Regions from separate parts of the Homo sapiens genome. Here region 1 is linked to region 2. Evidence: read pairs that join two places in POLR2A ChIA-PET (ENCODE). Cell type or tissue: HepG2. All regions are shown on one strand. Region 1 overlaps SPG21 (SPG21 abhydrolase domain containing, maspardin). Region 2 overlaps ZNF609 (zinc finger protein 609).

The links. Peaks named below come from ENCODE experiments on the same cell type or tissue, not always from the same donor. Only the 100,000 strongest peaks of a DNase experiment are listed, where the experiment ranks them.
Region 1: POLR2A ChIA-PET joins it to region 2 with 6 read pairs; 2 of 35 experiments call an interaction of 5 or more read pairs at or near these places.

What each region holds. Positions count from the first base shown.
Region 1 is chr15:64,980,276-64,984,275 of GRCh38, reverse strand. It overlaps SPG21 (SPG21 abhydrolase domain containing, maspardin), which reads left to right. Exons shown (of 9, transcript NM_016630.7): 2 at 683-769; 3 at 3,251-3,412. The coding sequence starts at 707. Among named protein-coding and RNA genes, the nearest start is that of SPG21, 7.6 kb to the left of the region's middle. In HepG2, no CTCF peak of the experiment used is centred here; a DNase peak (open chromatin) is centred at 2,265.
Region 2 is chr15:64,466,788-64,470,787 of GRCh38, reverse strand. All of the region lies in intron 1 of ZNF609 (zinc finger protein 609), which reads right to left. Among named protein-coding and RNA genes, the nearest start is that of ZNF609, 8.2 kb to the right of the region's middle. In HepG2, no CTCF peak of the experiment used is centred here; a DNase peak (open chromatin) is centred at 1,507.

The DNA of each region.
Region 1 (4,000 bases), 510 kb before region 2:
AATGTCAAAAGATAACTGATGGTACTGCAGTTGAGAACTAAGACAGGAAGTATGGTGTCAGAAAAGGCTGTCTCACATCTGGTCCTAGCATTGCCATGTGATCTTGGGTAAGTCATTTAAATTTTCTAGACCAGATTCCTTTTCTGGAAGAACTAAGGGTGTTGGAATAATTTCTGTAAGAGCTCTTCTGGTGGCCGGGCATGGTGGCTCACGCCTGTAATCCCAACACTTTAGGAGGCTGAGGTGGGTGGATCACCTGAGGTCAGGAGTTCGAGACCAGCCTGGCCAACATGGTGAACCCCCATCCCTACTAAAAATACAAAAATTAGTTGGGCGTGGTGGCGGGCACCTGTAATCCCAGATACTCGGGAGGCTGAGGCAGGAGAATCACTTGAACTGCAGGAGGTAGAGGATGCAGTGAGCTGAGATCACGCCACTGCACTCCAGCCTGGGCAACAAGACTGAGACTGTCTCAAAAAAAAAAAAAAAAGAGTGCTTCTGATTCTGTGATTGTAGTATTTCACCAAATTGTTTTCTGTAGTTGGACTATATACTGACAAAATAGCCAGTTTCCTTGGCTTTCTTCTTTAAAATATTGTTGGTATAGCTAGATGAGACTCTACATTTAGTTCTGATGTAAACATGAATTCTTGACGTGAAATATCACATGCTTTTATTTCAGGATTAACCTCCATTTCAGCTAATCATGGGAGAGATTAAAGTCTCTCCTGATTATAACTGGTTTAGAGGTACAGTTCCCCTTAAAAAGGTATGTATGGTTTTACTATACCTCTTATTTGCAAAATCTTGTATTGTTTTTGTGTGTGATTTAGATGTCATGTCTTAGTAGTGTTTGAGAGTAAAGGTTACTGCCGAGTATCATGACTGTGGGTTGCAGAGGATTAAGTTCACTCCTTCCCTGTCATGTACAGTCAACTTTTGAGACTCATTTTAGAGTGAAAGCAAGTGTAACTGTACTCATTTTTATTTATTTATTTATTTATATTTATTTTTGAGATGGAGTCTCGCTCTGCCGTCCAGGCTGGAGTGCAGTGCACTGCATGATCTCGGCTCACTGCAACCTCTGCTTCCCAGGTTCAAGAGATTCTCCTGCCTCAACCTGCCAAGTAGCTAGGATTACAGGCATGCGCTACCACACTCAGCTAATTTTTGTATTTTTAGTAGAGGCAGAGTTTCACCATGTTGGCCAGGCTGGTCTCGAACTCCTGACCACAAGTGATCCGCCCACCTTGGCCTCCCAAAGTGCTGGGATTACAGGCGTGAGCCACCGCACCCAGCCTGTACTCATTTTTTATAATTGCTTTTACATATACAAGCAAGCAGGTATGTATGTACTCTTCTGTATAGTTTAGTGGAAAGTTTACAGCAACTGTATAGTGAGTACAGTCAGATTATATTCCTGTTCCTCAGATTTAAGAATGGGGTCACATTATAGAGCTTCTGTTTGCAATGACATACTCATTCTGCCACAGTCATCTTCTAGAAGCTTTATTTTCCTGGGATGTTTGAAAACCCAAAACACTTATATTGCAGTTGAGTATTGACTCTGCTTCCCAAATTAATCCCAGATGTTTGGGGATCACACTAGACAAAGGCAGTTCAAGTCACTGAGTAGAGTAAAACCTTTGCTGATTCCCTTGCAGGAGTGTTAGAATCCAGTGATCTTAAGATCTTTTGCAGCTGTTTGTGATGGCTCATGCCTGTAATCCTAGCACTTTAGAGACCTAGGAGGATCATTTGAGGCCAGGAGTTTGAGACCAGCCTGGGCAACATAGCGAAACTCTGTCTCTATAAAAAAATGAAAAAATTAGCCAGGCATGGTGCTGTGCACCTGTAATCCCAGCACTTTGGAAGGCCGAGGCAGGAAGATTGCTTGAGCCTAGGAATTTGAGATCAGCCTGGGCAATATGATGAGACCCTTTCTCTACAAAAACTAGAAAAAATTAACTGGGCGTGTTGGTGCACGCCTGTAGTCCCGGACACTCAGGAGGCTGAGATGGGAGGATTGCTTAAGCCCAGGAAGACAAGCTTGCAGTAAGCTGTGATCGTGCCACTGCACTCCAGCCTGGGTGACAGAGCCAGACCTTGTCTCAAAAAAAAAAAAAAAAAAAAGAAAAGAAAAGAAAAAATGTGAGTGGCAAGATACACAGGACAAAAACATGAGCGTGAGATACATTATCACCATCTGTGACCTGTGGAAGTCCAAAGGGAACTGTTAGGCCTCTCTGGACTTTGCCTTGCTCCATTTATCTGCTCCTAGTGATGCCAGTGACCCTGGTTAGTGTGCTGCCACCCACAGAGTGACACTGTGGAGTCCATAGCCCTGCTAGTGAGGAGCTCTCAGAAAAAAGAGCCTGGAGGCCTTGAGTTTTTTAATATGAAAGTAGAATAAATACTGATTTGCATTGTCAAATGTTTAAGCAGTTAATGTACTTTTCTAAATACCACCAAAAGTGAAAGCAAAAATTAAACTAGGATGCCGTGAATAATAATAATAGCTAATATTTCTAGGACACTTAACATCTGCCAGACTCTGCTGAGCACTTGTCTTACCTCAGCTTGCCTTTTTTTTTTTTAAGAGACAGGATCTCTCCCTCTGTTGCTCAGGCTGGAGTGTTGTTGTATTTTTATTTATTTATTTATGTATTTTAAAGAGACAGGATCCAGGCCGGGCGCAGTGGCTCACGCCTGTAATCCCAGCACTTTGGGAGGCCAAGGCGGGTGGATCATGAGCTCAGGAGTTCGAGACCAGCCTGACCAATATGGTGAAACCCCGTCTCTACTAAAAATACAAAAAATTAGCTGGGCATGAGGGTGTGTGCCTATAATCCCAGCTACTTGGGAGGCTGAGGCAGGAGAATCGCTTGAACCTGGGAGGCAGAGGTTGTAGTGAGCCAAGATCGTGCCACTGCACTCCAGCCTGGGCTACAGAGCGAGACTCTGTCTCAAAAAAAAAAAAAAAAAAGGAGGAGGGGGAAGAAACAGAGAAGCAGCAGCCCTTTGGAAGATTATAAAGTAGTTCTAAGTAGTTCTGTGGAATACGTTAGCCCTGAGGAAAGAAAAGGAGATCAGAGGAGTTTGTCATGCATGCTAATCTGGTGTGAGCTCCAGGTTACCTTGTAACAAACAAGGCAGTAGTAGTAAAATTGTCAGTGAAATGACAGTGTAAAATAACATAAAAAGCAAATTTATAAGGTTTTCCACTTTTTTCTTTTAACCTTCCCTCCAGATTATTGTGGATGATGATGACAGTAAGATATGGTCGCTCTATGACGCGGGCCCCCGAAGTATCAGGTGTCCTCTCATATTCCTGCCCCCTGTCAGTGGAACTGCAGATGTCTTTTTCCGGCAGATTTTGGCTCTGACTGGATGGGGTTACCGGGTTATCGCTGTAAGTATTACTGATTAAAATTCAGACCCACGTTTTGTGTGTTTTTTTTTTTTTATGCTTCTGTCTCTCATCAGCTATAGTAATGGGCACAGTTTGTTTGTTTGTTTGTTTGTTTGTTTGTTTGTTGAGATGGATTCTCACTCTGTCGCCCGGGCTGGAGTGCAGTGGCGTGATCTCTGCTCACTGCAACCTCCGTCTCCCGGGTTCAAGCGATTCTCCTGCCTCAGCCTCCCGAGTAGCTGGGATTACAGGCGCCCGCCACTACGCCCAGCTAATTTTTTGTATTTTTAGTAGAGACGGGGTTTCGCCGTGTTGGCCAGGCTGGTCTCGAACTCCTGACCTCATGATTCATCCACCTCAGCCTCGCAAAGTGCTGAGATTACAGCCACGAGCCACTGCGCCCAGCCAGGCAGTTTTTTTAATTGAGGAAAGATACTGTTTGCTTATTTTAATATGTGAGATGAAGCCTTTTGAAGGAGGCTGGTGTGAGTCCACGGTCACACAGAGATTCAGAGGGAACAAACCTCTTTTGGCAGCCTCTCCATGCCCAGCATTTACGTGCATTCTCTCCTGACGCCCTTCTCTCAA
Region 2 (4,000 bases):
AACACTTTGGGAGGCCAAGGCGGGTGGATCATGAGGTCAGGAGTTCGAGACCAGCCTGAACAACATGGTGAAACCCCATCTCTACTAAAAATACAAAAATTAGCCAGGCATGGTGGCACACGCCTGTAATCCCAGCTACTCAGGAGGCTGAGGCAGGAGAATCGCCTGAACTCTGGAGGTGGAGGTTGCAGTGAACCAAGATCACGCCAACGCACTCCAGCCTGGGCAACAGAGCGACTTCATCTCAAAAAGAAAAAAAAAACTGCTTGAAAGCAAATACTTCCTAACATTACTCTCAATCTGAAAGTTCCTGAAACACTTACCAACCAGCTTTTCATTTCTCGTCTCTTTTAGGAGGGTATTTCAGAGATACCCCCTTGTTCGTCATACTTCGGCAAATGTCATCAACGTGCATTTTCAGCATTAAAAATAACGTAATTGGCTGGGTGCAGTGGCTCAAACCTGTAATCCCACCACTTTGGGAGGCTGAAGCAGGAGGATGGCTTGAGCCTAGGAGCTCAAGACTAGCCTGAGCAACATGGCAAACCATCATCTCTACAAAAAAAATTACAAAAATTAACCAAGCATGGTGGCACACTTTTGTAGTCCCAGCTACTTGGAAGGCTGAGGTGAACCCACTAGGTCAAGGCTGGGTAAGACCCTGTCAAAAATAAATAAATAACAACATAATTTTATTTTCCGAACAAAACACTGTGGGCAACTCAACTTGTACTCAGTCCCAAGAAGTTAATTCAAAGTGGAATTTCTACTGACTAGTCAAAAGTGGAAAAATATCCAACTAACCTCCATAATCAGTCCAATTTAGCTCCCAGATTTCAGATATAATAGATTATTAGATCCTTGACTGAATTTACAAAGTTACTTCTTATTGATAGATGGCAAATCCTTCCAGGTACAACTTCCTTCTCACAAGCTAAGGTTCCTTTTCTGCAGCTTTCTCAACTCCTGACCTCAAGCTGATCCACCCGCCTCGGCCTCCCAAAGTGCTAGGATTACAGGCGTGAGCCACCAAGCCAGGCCAGCCTTTTTTGCAGCTTTCTGATTTCCACTCCTATGTTTTAAGCACACTAGAAAAAGATATATGCGGCAAGTTGGTGAGCCTGCAGAATGAGGCTACAAAACCCTCCAAAAAAAGATGGCCTAATAAAAGTACAGCCTTCCAAACAAATCAAAGAGTATGAGAGTCAAGCCCCAGGGAACTGAAATTGCACTCATTAGCCCTTCTGAATACCGGCTATATTTTTGACCAGCAATAAAAAAAAAAAAGATGCTCACTTATGTTAAATATTTTTGTCCTGTTCTTCCACCATAATCTTTTTTTTTTTTTTTTTTTTTTTTTGGAAATAGGGTCTTGCTCTGTGCGAGTGAAGGCTGAATTGCAGTGGTGAGATCACAGCTCACTGCAGCCTCGACCTCCTGGGCTCAAGCGATCCTCCCATCTCTGCTTCCTGAAGAGCTGGGACCACAGTGCACACCACCTGGCTAATTATTTACGTATTTATTGAAATGGAATTTATCTCTTGTTGCCCAGGCTGGAGTGCAATGGCTTGATCTCGGCTCACTGCAACTTCTACCTCCCAAGTTTAAGCGATTCTCCTGCCTCAGCCTCCCAAGTAGCTGGGATTACAGGCATGTGCCACCACACACGGCTAATTTTGTACTTTTAGTAGAGACAAGGTTTCACCATGTTGGCCAGGCTGAATTGTGTTGTTTTTTTTTTTTTTTTTTTTAAGATATGAGGCCTCTCTGTTGCCCAGGCTGGTCTCCAACTCCTGGGCTCAAGTGATCCTCCTGCCTCAGCCTCCCAAAGTGCTAGGACTACAAGTGTCAACCTGACTCTCAATCTTGGTATCATGATATTCTACAGCTAAATGGAACCGCAGTGATCATCCTGTCTAATGTGTTCATTTCACAGATGAGGCACATGAAAACAGGGGCATGACTTGCACAAGGACAAACAGCTAATTAGAGGCACAGTAATGATCAGAATCTGGGTTTTATGACTCTCAATTCTATGATTTTTTCCCCTCTATTCTTTGAAAAGCTATACTAGCCAGGCATTGTGGCTCATGTCTGTAGTCCCAGCACTTTGGGAAACCATGGAAGGAGGACTGCTTGAGTCCAGGAATTTGAGACCAGCCTGGGCAACCAGACTGGAGTGCAGTGGCACACAACATAGTGAGACTCCATCTCTACAAAAACAATTTAAAAATTGGGCTGGTCACAGTGGCTCATGCCTATAATCCCAGCACTTTGGGAGGCCAAGGTGGGAGGATGGCTTGAGCCCAGGAGTTCAAGACAAGCCTGGGCAATGCAGCGAAACAAAAAAAAACACACAAAAAAATTAGCCAGGTGTGGTGGCATTGAGGCTGGAATGAGCTGTGATTGCACCATTGCACTCCAGCCTAGGCAACAGAGTGAGACCCTGTCTTAAGGAAGGAGAAGCAGAAGGAGGAGGAGAGAGGAGAAAATGAAGGAAGGAAGGAAGGAAAAGAAAAGAAAAGAAAGGAAAGGAAAGGAAAGGAGGAAGGAAGGAAGGAAAGAGAGGAAGGAGAGGAAGGGGAGGGAGGGAGGAAAAAAAAATTAGCTGGGTGTGGTGGCGCCTGCCTGTACTTCCAACTGCTTGGGAGGCTGAGGTAGGAGAATTGCTTGAGCTCAGGAGGTTGAGCCTGCAGTGAGCTGTGATCGTGATTGTGTCACTATGCTCCAGCCTGGTGACAGAGCAAGGCCCTGCCTCAAAAAAGAAAAAAAAAAAAAGCATACTAGTAAAGAAAACATAACACTCTTAGACAATATCTTAACTGTAACAAAGACACAGAAAAATAAAATTTCATCCACATAAAGAGAAGTGTTAGAACAGAAGAAGCAACATTTGTTCATATAGTACAGGGGTTACTTAAGGCACATATTTTCTTTTTTCTTTTTGACAGAGCCTTGCTCTGTTGCCAGACTGGAATGCAGTGGCACGATCTCCACTCACTGCAACCTCCATCTCTCAGATTCAAGCAATCATCCTTCCTCAGCCTCCCGAGTAGCTGGGACTACAGACGTGCGCCACCATGCCCAGCTAATTTTTGTATTTTTAGTAGAGACAGGATTTCACCATGTTGGCCAGGATGGTCTCGATCTCTTGACCTCATGATCCGCCCGTCTCGGCCTCCCAAAGTGCTTAGATTAGAGGCGTAAGCCACCGCACCGGGCTAAGGCACATGTTTTCTAAAGTATTTTATTAATTACCACCTGCTAGAATTTATGTCCTGTGTTTTCATCAAATGTACCTCCTTAAAAGCAGGCCACAGTGACACTTGTGGCAAAGGTCAGAAAAGTGATACTTCTGGCATAGATAACTGATGGTACAAAAGGAATCCACAAAGGTGATGCCCACAATCAAGAAGAAAGGACTGAAGAAGGGGTAGAGATATTGCTGGGAGGAAGTATTCCTGAAAAATGGAATTAAAAAAGAAAAAAACCCCAAAGAAGTTGGCCAGACACTAATGACCAGAGAACACAATAAAAAGAAGGCAGTTTCAGAGCTTGTCTGGCATCAGACAGCTCTCACCTGCAAAAGAAAGAAGGAAAAATTTCTCACAGAGACAAGAGAAAAATCCTAGGTTTGCCCCTGAGTGATGGACTAGATATGACCTGACAGGTATTTGCCATCTCTTATTTCTGGGACTCTGATCCAAGAACAAACAGCAAGAGAACCATGAAAAATTAGCCCTGTTGGATCTGGAGTTCTGCCTTGACAAGATATAAAGCTCATTCATAGATCTGACTGTGCTCATGAGACTGCAGTTCAACTCCTGCTGCTAGAGCAAGGGGAGGGGGGAAGAAAGAAAGGGGTGAGAGAGAAGGAGGTGGAGGATCTGGGTTGTGACTATAATAGCTACAGTAATTAGAGTGTTTCCAAGCTGCTAGAGAAGTCTTCAGGGTAGGGAAGTGGGATAAGAGATGGGGGTGGGGGAAAGGTAAAAGGAAG